Linked DNA regions of Homo sapiens: region 2 is linked to region 1. A link is a contact called in ENCODE Hi-C or POLR2A ChIA-PET data. All regions are on one chromosome and are shown on one strand. Each heading gives the region's core, a stretch centred on a gene start or an enhancer-like site at or near the end of the contact. The rest is flanking DNA. Distances are from core to core; before and after follow the strand shown.

What was found. Hi-C counts contacts between places; a loop is a spot of excess contacts on that map. ChIA-PET counts read pairs that join two places held with the same protein, here RNA polymerase II (POLR2A). Pooled maps may share reads with other maps.
Region 2: a loop to region 1 is called in a map of Right ventricle myocardium inferior, with 2.5 times the contacts of the local background. The contact joins two enhancer-like sites. A Hi-C loop is called at or near these places in 2 of 168 maps with a recorded cell type or tissue (Right ventricle myocardium inferior and chondrocyte), 5 of 37 single-sample maps with no recorded cell type and 8 of 50 pooled maps. POLR2A ChIA-PET finds 5 or more read pairs at or near these places in 2 of 52 experiments (activated CD4-positive, alpha-beta T cell and activated CD8-positive, alpha-beta memory T cell).

The regions. Positions count from the first base shown.
Region 1 is chr9:125,886,284-125,894,232 of GRCh38, reverse strand. The region is part of intron 2 of PBX3 (PBX homeobox 3); the gene reads right to left. Among named protein-coding and RNA genes, the nearest start is that of PBX3, 140 kb to the right of the region's middle. RefSeq lists a silencer at 4,282-4,501. Within about 2 kb of position 5,137, at least 11 of the 41 ENCODE cell types and tissues checked have a DNase peak (open chromatin) inside an H3K27ac peak, as active enhancers do.
Region 2 is chr9:125,554,048-125,561,996 of GRCh38, reverse strand. MAPKAP1 (MAPK associated protein 1) reads left to right here. Exons shown (of 12, transcript NM_001006617.3): 6 at 2,188-2,364. Among named protein-coding and RNA genes, the nearest start is that of MAPKAP1, 150 kb to the left of the region's middle. Within about 2 kb of position 3,361, at least 4 of the 41 ENCODE cell types and tissues checked have a DNase peak (open chromatin) inside an H3K27ac peak, as active enhancers do.

The DNA of each region.
Region 1 (7,949 bases), core at 3,888-6,387:
GTCCCACCTTCTATGGCTTGGGTATTCACTGACAAAGTAAATAAGTGAATATTCAGGATATCCAATCATGCAGGGTATAAAATTAATTCAAGCTGCCAACAAAAAATAGTTTCTGTAAAAAATATACTATTTACAAAATGCCTTTTGTACTTTTTCAAGTGTTTTATGCTTTGTGCAACTATATGTAGCCATGGTGATATATAATAGAAACAGGTAACAAAAACTGTGAGCTTAAAAACATTTTGCCAGCTTTACTTTTTTTTTTTAATCTGAGGAGTTAATAGATCACTCTGAACCTACTGCAGTAAGTTTGTATCTCACTTAGAATGTTTTGAAAAAGTAAGGAGGAGGCCCTTTCTCTTTATTATTGTTCTATGATAAGCCATAATGCTAGGGAAGTGCACATCTGAAATACAGATACACTGGATTCCTAAGCGTGAATGTTCTAACAGGTGTGCTGCACATCAAGATTTTCATCTATTTTCAGGCTTATTCTGAAAAGGACCATCAACATGCCAAATCATGACAAATGAAGGTATGTTTTGAAGACATTCATTACAGACAGAGCCAGAGTATACATATAAGCCACCAATGCACATGCATTACAATAAAAATGAAATACAGCATTCTTTCAAACAATCACATGGGGCTCTTCTGTGTATTTGATCAAATAATTTCTCAATTAGTTTTCTCCACTAAACACTGATTGCTTTGGCCTCGTGTAGCCTGGGCAGCCAGAAGCCACTGGATAGATTTCCAGATGACAGAAGATCTGAAGATATGCACAGCCCAGTAGTACTCCAAAGAGTTTAGCCTTTATTCATCACCTGTTGAGCAACTCAAGAACCCCTAAGAAGTCTGAAAGTTTATACCTTTGTCTCTAAGTGCAAAAGAGTCCACAGATTAAAGTCTCGATTTTAAAAGCAAGAAGTAAAATGCAACAGTTAAAATATTAACATATACTGTCACAACTTATTCTTATGTAGGACATCATTCCCTATGAAAGGGAAAGCATAAATGTTCTTTGCTTCTCACTATTGGTATAGACTGATATTAATTATTACTGCTTTTCCTCTCTAAAATAAGCTTGTTAACAAGAACTACAGGATTGCTTACAGCTGCTATCCATTGGGTAGGTTGCACCATTGTTTATGATGTTTACAGAAAAAAGGGAAATCAGTACAAAGAAATAGTATGGAGTAATTAATGTATTGTAGTGTAGTAATTTCCACTTTCTACCTCCATTTAAATAAAATAAAGCTCTGTAATGCTAGCGTAAATCAGGGGGAGCCACAGGGGAGCACAGCGAGGCAAAGACATTAAAGCCAAACCAAAGCCCTTCTTCACCCAAGCTACTATTATTATTACTTGTGCAAAGCAAATATTCAGCCTCCAAACCTAAATCATTTCAATTCCTATTTCCAAGTATAATTTAATCTCTTTCAGCGACACTTGATGCTTACTTCATCACAGCATAATGACAGATTAAAAAGTTGTTGAATTAAATATTAAAGAGGACTTCAGGCAGTTCTGCATTTTTAAGGAATAACACAGATTGGGGATGAAATGAGAAGCCCAAATGCATATTTTATACCAAAAGGAAAGAATACATATATTTTTCCTTCAGGCCACCTACTTTGTAATAAAACACAGGGCAGGTTTTATTTAGTGCATAAAAATGTGAAATAGTATCATAAGCTTCATATCACTATAATCTGGCACCATACAGTGATGTCAAAGCTAATGATACCATGTAAGAATATGATTTTTTTGGTGGGTATCTTATTTAAATATTTTTAAAATAAATATATTCATAATTTATCACTTCTGCTTTCTGATTTTAAAAATTAACTTATTTTGGAAATTTATCTCAGAGATAAAAATCTCACAGATGATAGCATCAAAAGCAAACCATTATGTAAATGATATTACGATACAAACTGTTCTGAATGGGTAGAAAAAAAGTTGAGCCATAGTTGTAAATACAGTTCCAATTAAAATGCTGATTGAGGCCAGGAGTGGTGGCTCATGCCTCTAATCCCAGCACTTTGGGAGGCCTTGGTGGGCAAATCACTTGAAGTCAGGAGTTGGAGATCAGCCTGACCAACATAGTGAAACCTCATCTCTACTAAAAAAAATACAAAAATTAGCCGGGCATGGTGGTAAGTGCCTGTAATCCCAGCTACTCGGGAGGCCGGGGCAGGAGAATTGCTTGAATCTGGGAGACAGAGGTTGCAGTGAGCCGAGATCACGCCAATGCATCCAGCCTTGGGGACAGAGTGAGACTCCGTCTCAAAAAAATTAATAAAATAAAATAAAATGCTGATTGAACAGGTAGGCCTAATTTCGGAAGCTCCCTTTACATACGGGTAAAATTAAAGATGAAATGCACATAATAGTAGTCCCTTAACTCTTAAATAGAATAGAAACAGAGTCAAAATACAAAATTCTGGGACTACATACTTAGGATATGTACAGATAATGATACATAGATACACATGGTTAAAATTCCAAGGGCTCATGGTTAAATGGCTAAATTTGGTATATGTTTTTAACTTTGTCATTTTTAAAGAATAGAGATGTTTTTCCTAAGGCTTAAAAGAAAACAAACTTTTGAATTTTTCTTTCATTGTGAGTTCAAGCAACGTAGTAGGAGAAAAAATTAACTCTATAAACATTTTATTCTATTTGTGTAACATCACATTGCAATCTTTTGTACATCCATACATTTTTACACAATGGCTGTAAGTACCTAAGTACTTTCCTCTCTGCTTTTTCATTTCATTTTCCTGTTACCAATACTGTCCATTTGACTGAACCTCACGGAACTGCCATTTTCTAAGTCACAAATGGTCAGATATCAACTTCTAATGATTTGGCATTCATTTTAGATAGTTGCATCTTTATATATTTCACTTGAGAAAATAAACGGTTATCTATAATAATAAATTGTAAGTACTTAAAAGTGACTTCTAAAATATGTATTATATGGGAAAGATCAATGTTTTCCTTATAGGCCAAGGAAGCAAATGTCATTTGTTTTTGAAAATAGTTCATTTTTGGAACCAGTGCATAGTACAAACGTCAGAAAAGAGTAAACATTTTTAAAGTAATACATGTTATCTATTTCATACATAGAAAGAAAGAAAAAGATAAAGGTACTAGACTGGTTTCTTCAGAAATTATGACTTTGGCTAGGACAGAGCTAAATGTTATCATGGTTGGCAACTACACATGGCCTTGAAAGGATGGCCTAGTTCCTTTTGGAAAAATTTTCAGTGTGATTGCTCCTGGCCAAATTTGACAGGATTTACTCATTAAATGCTGTGCACACAATCCTTTATTTTAAAGAAAAGCACAAAATATTACCATGGAACTGTTTTGTTAATCTAAAAAGGGGCAAGGCTTCTTTTTTTAATCTTTTCAAATCTCAGTGCTCTGTTGTTCTGCTGGCTCTGATATTTGGCTAGTCATTCCTTGCAAACATACAATTCTACTCCCACACAATTAGATGCATACACTACATTGTAGAAATACTGCACAATAATCTTTGCTGATATTCTTTAAAAGTATAAAAAGAATAGAGAAAGCACATTTATCCTCCCCACCATCCCCAATATTTCTTGACTAGAGCCAAGTCACTGGGGGTGGGATGGGGGAAGGCAGTGGTGACAACAGCAATCTTTCTATGGTGTCCGTATTTAAATCCTGGAAAGAGCAATAATTTTGGTTTTCTGGAATGTTTTCCAACCAGTAATAATGAGGTAATAATTTCCCATCACCTAGGACATAGTAGGTACTCAAAAAATGTTTGTACATTTAAATTCCCTGTGGAATTCCCTTTGGAATTCAGTCTCCCGTTGAAAAACACAACCATTAAGTTAGGATACTTCAGAGCCAATTACCGTGGGAAAACCTCCCAGATGATGTTTCATACTTATGGTGAAGGCTTAGTTATTTTTTTCTCAACCACCATTGTTTTGAAGCTGGTTGGGAATTTTTTCCTATCTGTTGAAAATGTTCACATGGTGGTTATGCAGTCCTCCTCTGAGAAACCGGAGTCGGCAGCAGCCCAGATGTTTGAAATCAAGAAAATGCATCCTCTACCATCGCCAGGCCTCAAATCAAGTTTCTGGTTTGGATTGGAAAAGCACTAACTTTGGGACCACGGAGAGGTTCTGACTTGCAGTGGGTGCTGACCCCAGGGCACAAGGTCGGCGGGCAACGCGCGTTCTCTCGGCCGCAGCCGGCTAAGGTCAGCTGCTACAGCGGGGCGCAGCCGGGGCCGCCGGCGCGGGGGACCGCTCAGGGCGCTCTGCCCCGCGGCTTTCGGGGCGCGCCGGGCAGCGCGAGCGCGGGCGGGCGTCGGGCGCGCCCATTGTTCTCGCAGCGCGGAGCCGCGGAGCGGCGGACGGCGATCCGGCTCCCCCTCCCGCGTTCGCGCCGGGAGGCCCCGCGGCCCGGCCCCGCTCCCCGCCGCGGCGCGCCCCCGCCCTGCTGGCTGACAGCGAATTCTCACCGCCCTGACTGCATAATTAATGTAAATGGAGCAGCCTCCGTGTCATGTGCGGGCTCTTTGGGTTTACTTTTGTGCGACACTTACACAGGAATATTAACTAGAGAAAGCAGCATCACAACAGGGGTGGAAAATCAGCCTGTCAGGGACTCATTGCAAATGCCACTGAGAGCGGAGCGGCTTCAAGATTGTTTCATCAAGGTGACTGAGAACAAAAACTACTGAGGAAAGAAAATTCGAGCTTAAACCGAGCTCCCATACATCCATTATTTATCGTTCTAGATCCTTTAGGAACGAGATTTCTAACACATCTTTATGCAGAACTCGGGACCGGAGGAAAGGGGCGAGGCCGCTGCGTGTGTGCACTGCCAAGCGAGCCGTGGCTCGGCCCGTGCGTGTGCAAGCGCCCCTGCTCCCCACGTGTGCAGACGCCCTTCAACAGCCCACAGCCAGAGAGGGAAAGGCCCGGACCAGGAGACAGCTCTCCACGGGTCAGTGAGTTATTCCAAGAAACCACGGGGATGTGGGCGAACCCACACTTAACTGAAATTAAGGCCTACGTTCCTGGGGATGCTAAGAGCCTTGCAATAAGGTGTCTGGTGTATAGGGCTGTTATCCACTTCCAAATTACGTTAAGGCCATTTTATTGTAATACGTGGTCACTGACTTTTCCCTTTCATAACCTGCTGTGGGTGAGAATACCTAAAAGTCAAAAGAGTAAATTCCCAAAGCATATTTTACACCCAAAAATGTACATTTTTGGAAAAACATTTTCACTTCATACTCATAATCATCCAGAATATTCCATATTGGATGTGTCCTCTTTTCCAAAGGAGCTGAAAAGGTGACTTCCCAAATCTGAATGCAGCCTGACCTAAATTAGCACCCAATCCTGCTTACACTTTCCAGTCCAGACTACTATATTGGCCTGCCATAAAAATTATTTTAAAAATTAAGAATTTATATCTCAAATATAAACAGTTACTAGAATTCATTTAGACTGAAACAGGGCATTATAAATTTATGAACAAATTAATTACCAGTTTCATTAATGCTGTTTTTATAATGAGTAAGTAATCAAGTCCAAAACTTTACTAAGTTTGTACCCAATCTAGGAGAGGAAATACATTAGAAAACAAACGGCCAAAAAAAAAAAAAGAAATATCAAATCGTATCCCTCCCAAAAAAATGCCATCAAGTGAGAGCATCTGTTTCTGGTAAAGCATGTATGCCGCCTCTCCTCTCCTACAGCAGAGTGACTTAATCCTGAATGTTCTCAAGGAATTCCTCCATACAAAGGGTCAATTGTATGCTACAGAATAACCTTACACGTATTTGTCTACTAAATGATTGAGAGCTAAATCCATCTGCATGTCTTTACTGGCTTAATTAAATATAGGTACAATAACTGAAAATAATTCAGTACACTACACGACAGAAGAGATCAAAATGGACATGCCGATCAAAAGGTTTACTTTAGACAGGAAGCAGCCCGTCAGACCATTATTACAAATTAAAGGTATTATATTCAAGTCATTTTTAATCTCTTAAAAATGAATAACCCACATTAAATCATTTTTCTCCACAGAGGTAACATTTCTTTTACGTCTAAATGCACATATTCCTCACCATGCTTCAGTTCTTTTACTAGTAGTAGAAGTCTATCTATTACACTTATCATGTAAGTCAACATTCACACCAAGTTTGGATTCCTCTCTCTTTACATGATATAACTGATTCATCACACATTTGCACTTAAGAAATGAGAATTCACAAGCTGATTATGCACAGTAATCTATCTCCTGAATCTCATTTTACTGCAGTAAAATTCTTATTGGCATTTTGTAGTTAATAACTTCTATATTAACAAATGCTGCTTTATGTCCAGACACTATGCTTGATAAACATGAGATAAATTTACCCTTACTTTCTAATAACAACTAAATTAGCTTTCTAATTCTGGAACTTTTTACTTTTAAGAACTTAAAATCTCATGTATATCAATTTTACTGTTTTTAAAAAGATACCAAATTTAGGATCAATACACAAAAAACAAAAATACACAGAAAAGTCCCTTGAGATACTGATGTGAAACCTGCAGCTCACTGATTCTGTTCTTGATAATATGTTGTTAAACTGGCAAACATGCTGACCTTGTGTGCAAAGGCAGAATTGTGCATACGCAACATAAAGTTAAAAAACAGCTTCAAAATGTCTGTTTAAAACTGTAGGCTACAAAACCTTAAAATACAGTCAGCATTCCATAGTTTATTTTAAATTGGCAACCACAATTTAACAAGCTATTCTAACAAATGATTAGCATAGCGTGTGCTTTTCTTTAGCCATCAATTATGACACAGGGTAATGCAGGGCACAACTTAAGTGTCAAATTACAATATGCTATACAAAACCACTTTGCAACACAGCTTTCTGTTTGCTTAGCAATTACTACAGAGCACACTGCTTTTCATGAAAGGAATTGGTCAGAACTGTTTATAAGAATTGCCACAAATGTTTATATATTTATATTATAAAGAATTAGTTGACAATTTCATAAAATTTCTCTTCAACAATTTAATAAAATGGCTGGGTTATTTATCTTGTGTTGGTTGAAAGCTGTGCATACAACCAAAATGGTCTGGGTTGTCTTCTTCTTAAAATGAGATTCTTCCATGATATGTGACAAAAGTAGAATAGTATTTTTCCAAGACCAAAGTATGAAAAGCCTTTTTACTAATTTGTCCACCAAAAAAATTAAAAACTTTTATTATATGAACTGCTGTATAGTGAAAATCTAAATTAGTGAAGTCTATAATCATTCTGAAGACAGAGTAATGTCTCTTTAAAATCTTCAATAAGGCAAACATGGATTTAAATGCAAAATAAAAAAATTTTTCAGAAATGTTGTTCAAGTTGTAATTTTCACACAGCAGTCACTATCTCAATACTTGATCTATCAGTGGTAAAAATGAATAAAGGTTATCTGTCTTAATTGTAGGACCATCCATTAATTCATAAAACTCTTATGTGAATAAATACTTAATGAGAAAAGGGAAAAAATACACAAAACAGTTTTTATGCTGGTTTTTTCCGTTCTGCTGCTGTCCTTTCTCCTGCATTTGCCTAAAGGCTCTCAGTAAATTACACTCCCAGTAAATGACTGTAATTTACCCGTTGAATTCCCTTGTTCAGGAAAAGCACAAAAACACATTCCAGCATTTCCACAGCTCAAATTTACCATTCGGGATGTCAAGAACAATCCATGGGCAGTAATTTGAAACTGTTTGAACCTTCAAATGAGGGAAATTAGAAATGTTTTGAGAACTAAGATTTTCAGTGAGGAGATAAAAACCTGATAAAAATCTCTTAACTGTTGTGTTCCTTTCTTCCCCCTCCCATATCAGAGGCAGAGGCCTATATAAACTATTCCACA
Region 2 (7,949 bases), core at 2,112-4,611, 330 kb after region 1:
GTGACCCAAGGTTCCAAGGTTGGAACACAGTGGACATGTTGACTCCCATTACAGTTGTGTGTACATAGAACATGCTGCTCAGATGCATTGTTGCTTAATATGCATCCACAATTTGTGTTTAAGGATTGGTGCAACTATAAGTTAGTTTCCATATGACTTTCTTATTATAGTTACCTTCCCATTTATTTTTTACTTCTGTTACATGCCAGACACTACATATATTATCTGATCTAATCTTTACAATCTCTGAGGGACGATTATACCCTTTTTATAGAAGTGGAAACTGAAACTCGAGGTGAAGCTTATTCTCTGAAATCACATAGCCATGAGCCATGGAGCTGAAATTTGAACTCGTTCTGACCACAGAGCTCTCTTAGCCAGTATACCATGACATTTTCCTCATCCAAAGTGCTTTCTTTTGCCTCTCTAATTGTTCTGTTTTTAAGTTAGTACCCGGCTGCAGAGATCCAAAAGTTTCCCATGCCATTCAAAGATGAATTTTAAATATCTTAACAGCATTACAAATACCTGAAATGTAAAGTGACAAACATAGCTAGATTACTTTCTTGTTATCAATCCATTTAGCAAATTTACAGTTTCCATTAATTTTAATTTGTCCTTATTACTTGTTTTTTATAATAAATATCTCTTAGTCATGACAGACTCACTGAGTATAGATCGCCTGAAGTAGGCTCCCTCTCTTGCAATAAGCAGAGTTGCAGCTAAAGATTTGTGAATTAATTGGGAAAATTGCAAGTCAGGTAGTCAGTGAAATAATTCATTGTCACATCCAGTCAATAAACTTGGTAAATCAACTCATTTAATTCAAAAAATGATCTATATAGATCAACCAACCAATTAAACAATTAGCATACACTTTGCAATTAATTAATTTAAGCATCAATCATGTAATTAAAACTCCAAACTTAAGCTGCAGAATTTAGAATTCTACTGCCTTGTGAGCTATTGGGTTCCTGCTTCTGAAGCTAGCATAATTCTGAAGCTCGCAGGTTTGCGGTTTGGAGCAATTGAATTGATTGCACTCTTACACTGTCTGTATGTTGGTATAGTTTCCCATCCTCTTTGAACAGATCAACTTTTTACTTCCCCCAAAGAGGGTATGTGTTGATTCTAAACTGGGCAAGACTGCAATCTGGGAGTACTGTCTGGACATTCTAGGGAGTGGGAAGTGTGCAGAAGTAGTCAAGAGGACCAGGTATCTGTGTCAGGACTAATCCAGTCATTTGCTTTTACTCTGCTAAGGATCCATGGTGTTTGAAGTCAGATTCTACCAACTGACTTAGATACTCTTTAGAGAAGGGAGAACTGTATGGATTGTCTTGGTTACCTTGAGTATTTCTCCTGATCTAGAGCACAAATATTTTCTTTTTTAATTTTAATTTTATTTTTTTGAGACAGGGTCTTAACTCTGTTGCCCAGGCTGGAGTGAAGTAACACCATCATAGCTCACTGCAGCCTCGACCTCACGGGCTCAAGTGATCCTCTCACCTCAGCCTCCTGAGTAGCTGGAACTACAGGCGCATACCACCATGTCTGGCTAATTTTTGTATTTTAGCAGAGATGGGGTTTTGCCATGTTGCCTAGCTAGTCTTGAACTCCTGGGATCAAGCGATCTGCCTGCCTCAGCCTCCCAAAGTGCTGGGATTACAGGCATGAGCCACCATGCCTGTCCAGATATTTTCTTAATCCTAACCATAAATCAAAGGCCTCTGACCCCTGCCTTCCCCGAGGCCAGATAATCTTCCCCCCTTTACAGTTTTGTTTGTATCTGTTTTATATATATATTTTTTACATTTGTATTGTAGCTAGTGTAATGCTTATTACTTTTCCTCCCTACTATGCTGTAAGCTGCTTTTAGGGCTGATACTAAATCTCACCTTTGATCTAAGAGGTTAGGTTCTTTGTCGTAGCTGCAATAGGGCTCAGTGAATGTTGCAAGAATAGAGTAGTATAAAGACCTTCATTTCACACTGTTTTTCTCCCCTTTGCATTGCCATGTGTATTCTCTCTATCAAATGAAGTAGGATTTGGGATTTTTTACTGTATCACCAGGCTTGGGGTAAAGAAAAGCAGTCTCCTCAATTTGCTTGCTGTGCACCATACCCTCTGGTCTTCTTGTCCCTTCCCTACCTTGGTATTCACTCGCCTTTTTGGTTTTCCTTTCAGTGACAATGTCAGTGCCTACTGCCTGCATATTGCTGAGGATGATGGGGAGGTGGACACCGATTTCCCCCCGCTGGATTCCAATGAGCCCATTCATAAGTTTGGCTTCAGTACTTTGGCCCTGGTTGAAAAGTACTCATCTCCTGGTCTGACATCCAAAGAGTCACTCTTTGTTCGAATGTGAGTACTGACTCTATTACTTCTCTCGGTATCTCATCCCAACCTTCTAGCATTTTGGATCTGATTTTGGTTTTGTTCATCAAATAAATGATATTTGGCATCTGGAGAGTCCACTGGTAATAACGATGACTCCCAGAGAGATGCTGAGGACGACATTCGCATTGTATTTCATGCCTCTGCACCTAGGCTACGCAGACTGCTTTGCAGTGGCACATTGTGTGAAGCAGATCTCTGAACGGCATGTCCAGAGCCAGGCCTCTGGAAACACTGGTGCACTGGGAGCCTGTGAAGCAAAACTTCTAGGTTTGCACCTTCTCTGCGAGGAATACACACTAACTGAAAATGTGCACTGTGGCCACTTCTCTCTTGTGACTTAAAATAATTTTCTCTCAGACCAAATTTGACCTTCCCTGTCAGTTGCCTGCCTTGAGACTGAGCACATGTCTTCAGCTTTTTTTTTGTGCCTTTCTCAGAAAAGCGTGTGTAAATGCATAAAATAAAATCCACTGGAATATAAAAGTATTCTGTTATTTAAAGTTATCAGATTATTGAACAAATTCATGATATAGTAATATGTGTGGCTTTACTAGTAGATTAAACAATATCCAGCTGTATACCTAACAGTAACTCCTGAAGCCTGTTGTTTCAAAGCGGTGATGAGCATAAATGGTATTTGAGAAATCTGCAACAGCTGTAATGTGCTGTAGTGTTAGCTATGACTTCTGTTCATGACAGAGTCACTGGCACTGTGATTCTGCTGTGATTGTTTGCCTACACTTATAAATCAAGGAAATGCAAAATATTAGAAGTTAGTGAAAATTAAAATGTAGTTTTTATCCATTCAAGTTTATGAGCTCCTGAGTTTTATCCACATGTCCCAGTTGTTAAGGGAAAACCTGCTGCATTTGGATTTTACTCTCAAACCTAAGCTTTTTTTCAACCTAGGCCTCAGCAGTCCTTCTCATGGCTGTCTCCTGGGAACAATAGCGATCCCTTTGGCACCCCCTGCTGTTAGTAACCAGCAAATTCACTGCTCAAAAGGGATTGCTTTAGAAGACATTTCCCTGTCTCTCTCAACATACTGCCTTTGTTTGAGATTGTTACAGAAAATAGGGTTATGCTACATATGATATATGAGTATTTTGGCTCTTTCTACCCTTGAGCAAAGAAAGAATAACTGAGTACCTGGGGGTAAGCTGGGGAGTGGGCCCTCAGGCTTTCATGGTGGCCGTTTCATCCCTACTACAAGGTCAAGTTTGGTGTAAATAACAGCAAATTTTTTCCTGCTTTTTCATTTCAGAGGTACTAAAATAACTTTAAAGGATATTTAAAATAATTGAAAAGTTGGCCAATGATGCCTCCATCTTAACTATTTTTAATCTTGTATAATAATCGTGTGTATATGTTACTCAGTTTCACTTGTAGCACACATATTTTTGTGTTATTTTTACTTGACATTAAATTAGGTCAGGCGCAGTGGCTCACGCCTGTAATCCCAGCACTTTGGGAGACCGAGGCAGGCCAGGATTTGGGAGGCCGAGGAGGGTCAAGAGTTCGAAACCAGCTTGGCCAACATGGTGAAACCCCGTCTCTACTAAAAATACAAAAATTAACCGGATGCAGTGGTGGGCACCTGTAATCCCAGCTACTCGGGAGTCTGAGGCAGGAGAATCGCTGGAACCCGGGAGGCGGAGGTAGCAGTTAGCTGAGATCGCGCCATTGCACTCCAGCCTGGGCGACAAAGTGAGACTCCATCTAAAAATAATAAATTATAAACGTTTCAGTATTTGTTCTTAATTCCTACAGTCTGTATTTATGTGCCAGAGATCTAGGCAGAGACAGCACTACCCTCATGGAGCTTACTATCTAGTAGTGAGACAGTTGTCAAATAATTAAAATGTGATAAGCAGTATAAAAGAAAAGTGTATGGGTTGTAGTGGAAGCCGATCACAGAATATTTAGATTGCTTCCTTGTGTGGTTTTAATAAGTAATTTGATGATGATGGTCATTATCTATATACCTTTTATTCTGTTGAACAACTTCCTTAGGATCATGCCTTGTAAGTAGGATTATTGGTCAGAGTAAAAACATCTTTAGACTCACTTTTTATTGACAATAGCCCTCTGAAAGATGTCCTAATTTACAATGTTACCAACAGAATTCCTAAAATCATTTTTATAGTTTTACCATTACAAGGTATTAGAAGTTTTTTTTTCTACTCTAAAAGATATACACAGTGGCATTTCGATAGTTTTTACTTGCATTTTTATTGATTATTAATATGACTAGAACTTTTTCTACATGAATGTTAACACATGATCATAGCAGTCTTTTGAACCAGAAGTCCTTTTTTAAAGCAAGAGGCTTTAAATCACTGAGTTTTCAGTAGAGTGGAGTGGGGCTAGGATTCATATGCCTTTCCAGGAGGGGCATCTAAGACTACACAGTGTTTCACTATGAACCCTGCCTTCTGGAGAATAGGAAGGAGGGGGAAGGCAGAGAGTAACAACTGCTTTAAACTTAATACTCTGTTTTTTGATCCTGAATTACTCCCATCCCTGTGTTCCCACTCCCAGACACACACATAGCCCAGTCAATCCTTTTTCTATTTTAAAATTCAAGAGAGTTTATTTGATGTGTCTGGAGTGTTTCTGAAAACACGAGGTAAAGTGAAATCTTTATATGTGAGCATTAAGAACAAAAGTGTCAATAAATTTTCTTTTTCTCAGTCGTCTGATGAAATAGTACAGATTACTGACCGTTTGCCCTGTGTGTATTTTCTTGGTTCAGCAACCTCTTACTCGCCTTTCTGGTCTATATTCTAAGTTAGTAAAGCTTCTCCTACAGATGCAGAACAGAGCAGACCTTCAGGAGTCTGTAGGGATGTGTCTAAAGTTTCAGAGAAGGAAATCCCAGCAAAATAAATAAAGCCGTAACTACTCCTCCTCGTCATTTCCCCCCTTTCCTCCTTCCATTTGTCTCCCAGTAGAGGAGGGACAAGAAGTGGCTGGGAAGACACTAAGCTGAAACAGAAAGAGGCAAGTAGGTTTGACATAGGGAGTGAACTAATACTTACTAAGGGCCAACTATGCATATGCTATCTCACTTAATCCCAAAATAGCCCAGTTTTTATGAACAATTTAGAGGCGTGGAACCTGAGGGTGAGCAATATTGTTCTTAGGCCTGGATTTGACGCCATCCCTGACTTTAAAGTCCATGCCCTTTCCAACCCTCTGCTGAAAGATTGAGGCTGGGGAATCTGGTGTTGGTTTAACCTGTGAATCTCACTGTCTTAAGGCTGACATTCAGCCACTGCTATAGTGCAGTAGGTGACAGCATGGTGGGCTGTGAGCCAGATCGCTTGGATGCCGATCCTAGCCTTGCCCTTACTAGTGTGTGTGGTCCTGGATGAATATTTAACTTTTCTGTGGCTCAGTGAAATGGAGATAATAATACCTACCTCACAGATCAGTTATGAGGATTAAATGAGTTAATAGATCTGAAGCACTTAGAACAGTGTTTAGCATATGTACGCATCATCTTAGTGTTAGCTGCTGTTATTGTTACTATTAATAAACAACCCTTGGAGAGCAAGAACTGAATTATCTGTGCCCACAATACTCACCATCACTCCATTACTGTGATAGATCTGTCACACGTATTTCTTGAATGGGTTACTGAGTAGATCTCTGCCACTTCTACATTTTTCTTCTCCGACTTTGTTTTATAGCAGAGGAGGGGTAGTGTTTAGGTGGACATTGCTCAGCTGGACTGAAAAAGCTGAATTGGAATAACTTTCAGTGAACATGGGCAGTGGGTAAACATCGAGGATCTACATACTTTCAAATGAGTCCTCTTATGAGCACACATCCTCTGAGTTAGTAGCAAGACCATTAACTTCTTGAAGACTAGGAAGGCACAGTCTTATTGTCTCTCTGTATCCTGAGCACCCAGCACAGGGCTTCATGGAGAAGGAATGACTGAAACTTCAGGTGTCTGTGGGCTGCCAGGAGGACACCTGACCCAGCAGTGTGTCCCACCTTGCTTTCTAAGACCTCTTCCCCTTTTTTACACCCGTTCCTGCCTTTCAAATACCAGGAAGCCCATGTCGCCTTCTGACCTTTAGAGGCCCTCACACCGGCTATTCCCGGGGCTCCAGTACCATCTTTCCCTCTAAGTGCGGCAGCACAGACTTTGAATTTAGGCAAACCTGGGTTCATGTTTCAGCTTCAATAGTATCTTGCTACATGCATGACCTTAGACAATTTTACTTACCTTTGTTAAGTCTCAGTTTCTTCATCTTTAAAATTTGGGTAACAGTAACTATCTCATGGAATTGTCATGAGGGAGTTTCTTAAATGTAAGTTATGTACAGAACTCTTTTAAAGGGAAATAAATTCTCCTAAAGTCTCAATGTTTATCCAAATGAGTTTTTTAATAATGCTACTTAGATACATGCAAATACAAAGTTCTGTAATGTTTAGCTATAAATTCAGTGTTTTTACACAACCTAAACAAAATTACAAACTAAATACAGATAAAATTATAACGTTAATAAAATACAAATTAACAACTTTAATGTAACAGATGATGTTTTGCTGAAATTAAACATTGCTGATGTTGGGTTTAATTGGGTGTTAAATGTTTTACTTGTCAACTTGAGTCTTTTGATTTTCATATGAGACATCACGATTAACATCCTTTTAAACAGTGTATTTTTAACTACTCGTCCATTATTTTAGTGGGCCAATTGATTTATAATGTGTCCCCCCACACAAACACATAAATTTTAAATGTTCTTTACTAGAAAATGCTTTTTTTTTTTTTTTTTTTTTTTGATAAGTGTCTTGCTGTGTGGCCTAGTCTGGAGTGCAGTGATGTGATCATGGCTCACTGCAGCCCCAAACTCCTGGGCTCAAAGGACCCTCCTGCCTCAGCCTCCCAAGTAGCTGGAACTACAGGCATGTGTCACCATGCCCAACTAACTCTATTTTTAGTAGAGACAAGGTCTCACTGTGTTGCCCAGGCTGGTCCTGAACTCCTGAGCTCAAGCAGTCCTCCTGCCTCGGCCTCCCAAAGTGTTAGGATTACAGGCATGAGCCACCGCTCCTAACCTAGAAAACTCTACTTTACGTTTGGCCCACCACGCTTTCTGTTAGTATGATCAGTTTGTGATGGTTTGTCCAGGACTCTCCCTGTTTCAAAACTGAAAGTCCTGAATCTATGAGCACTCCCTGATGCTCACCTCCAACCCCTTCCTCCATCCTAGGTAAACCAGATTGGTCACTCTACTTTATCTGTTGCTTGGTCTATACATAAGTGGGCTCTGCCTGACTGATACTTGTGTATAGTGTGACTTGGCACCAAACAGCACAGATTTTTCAGAGACCAGCAAGACTGTTCATAGAGATCTTTGTGCCCACTGAATTCTGTCACCATTTTTCTCTGTTCAGCAAACAAGTTCTGTATGCAGCTTGCAGTAATGCCATTTGACTTTTACTAAGTTTGTTAGTTATGTTAAATAACTCTAGCTGCTGGAACACATAACCCCCCAAATCTCGCCACGTTATCCTAGGGTTGGCAA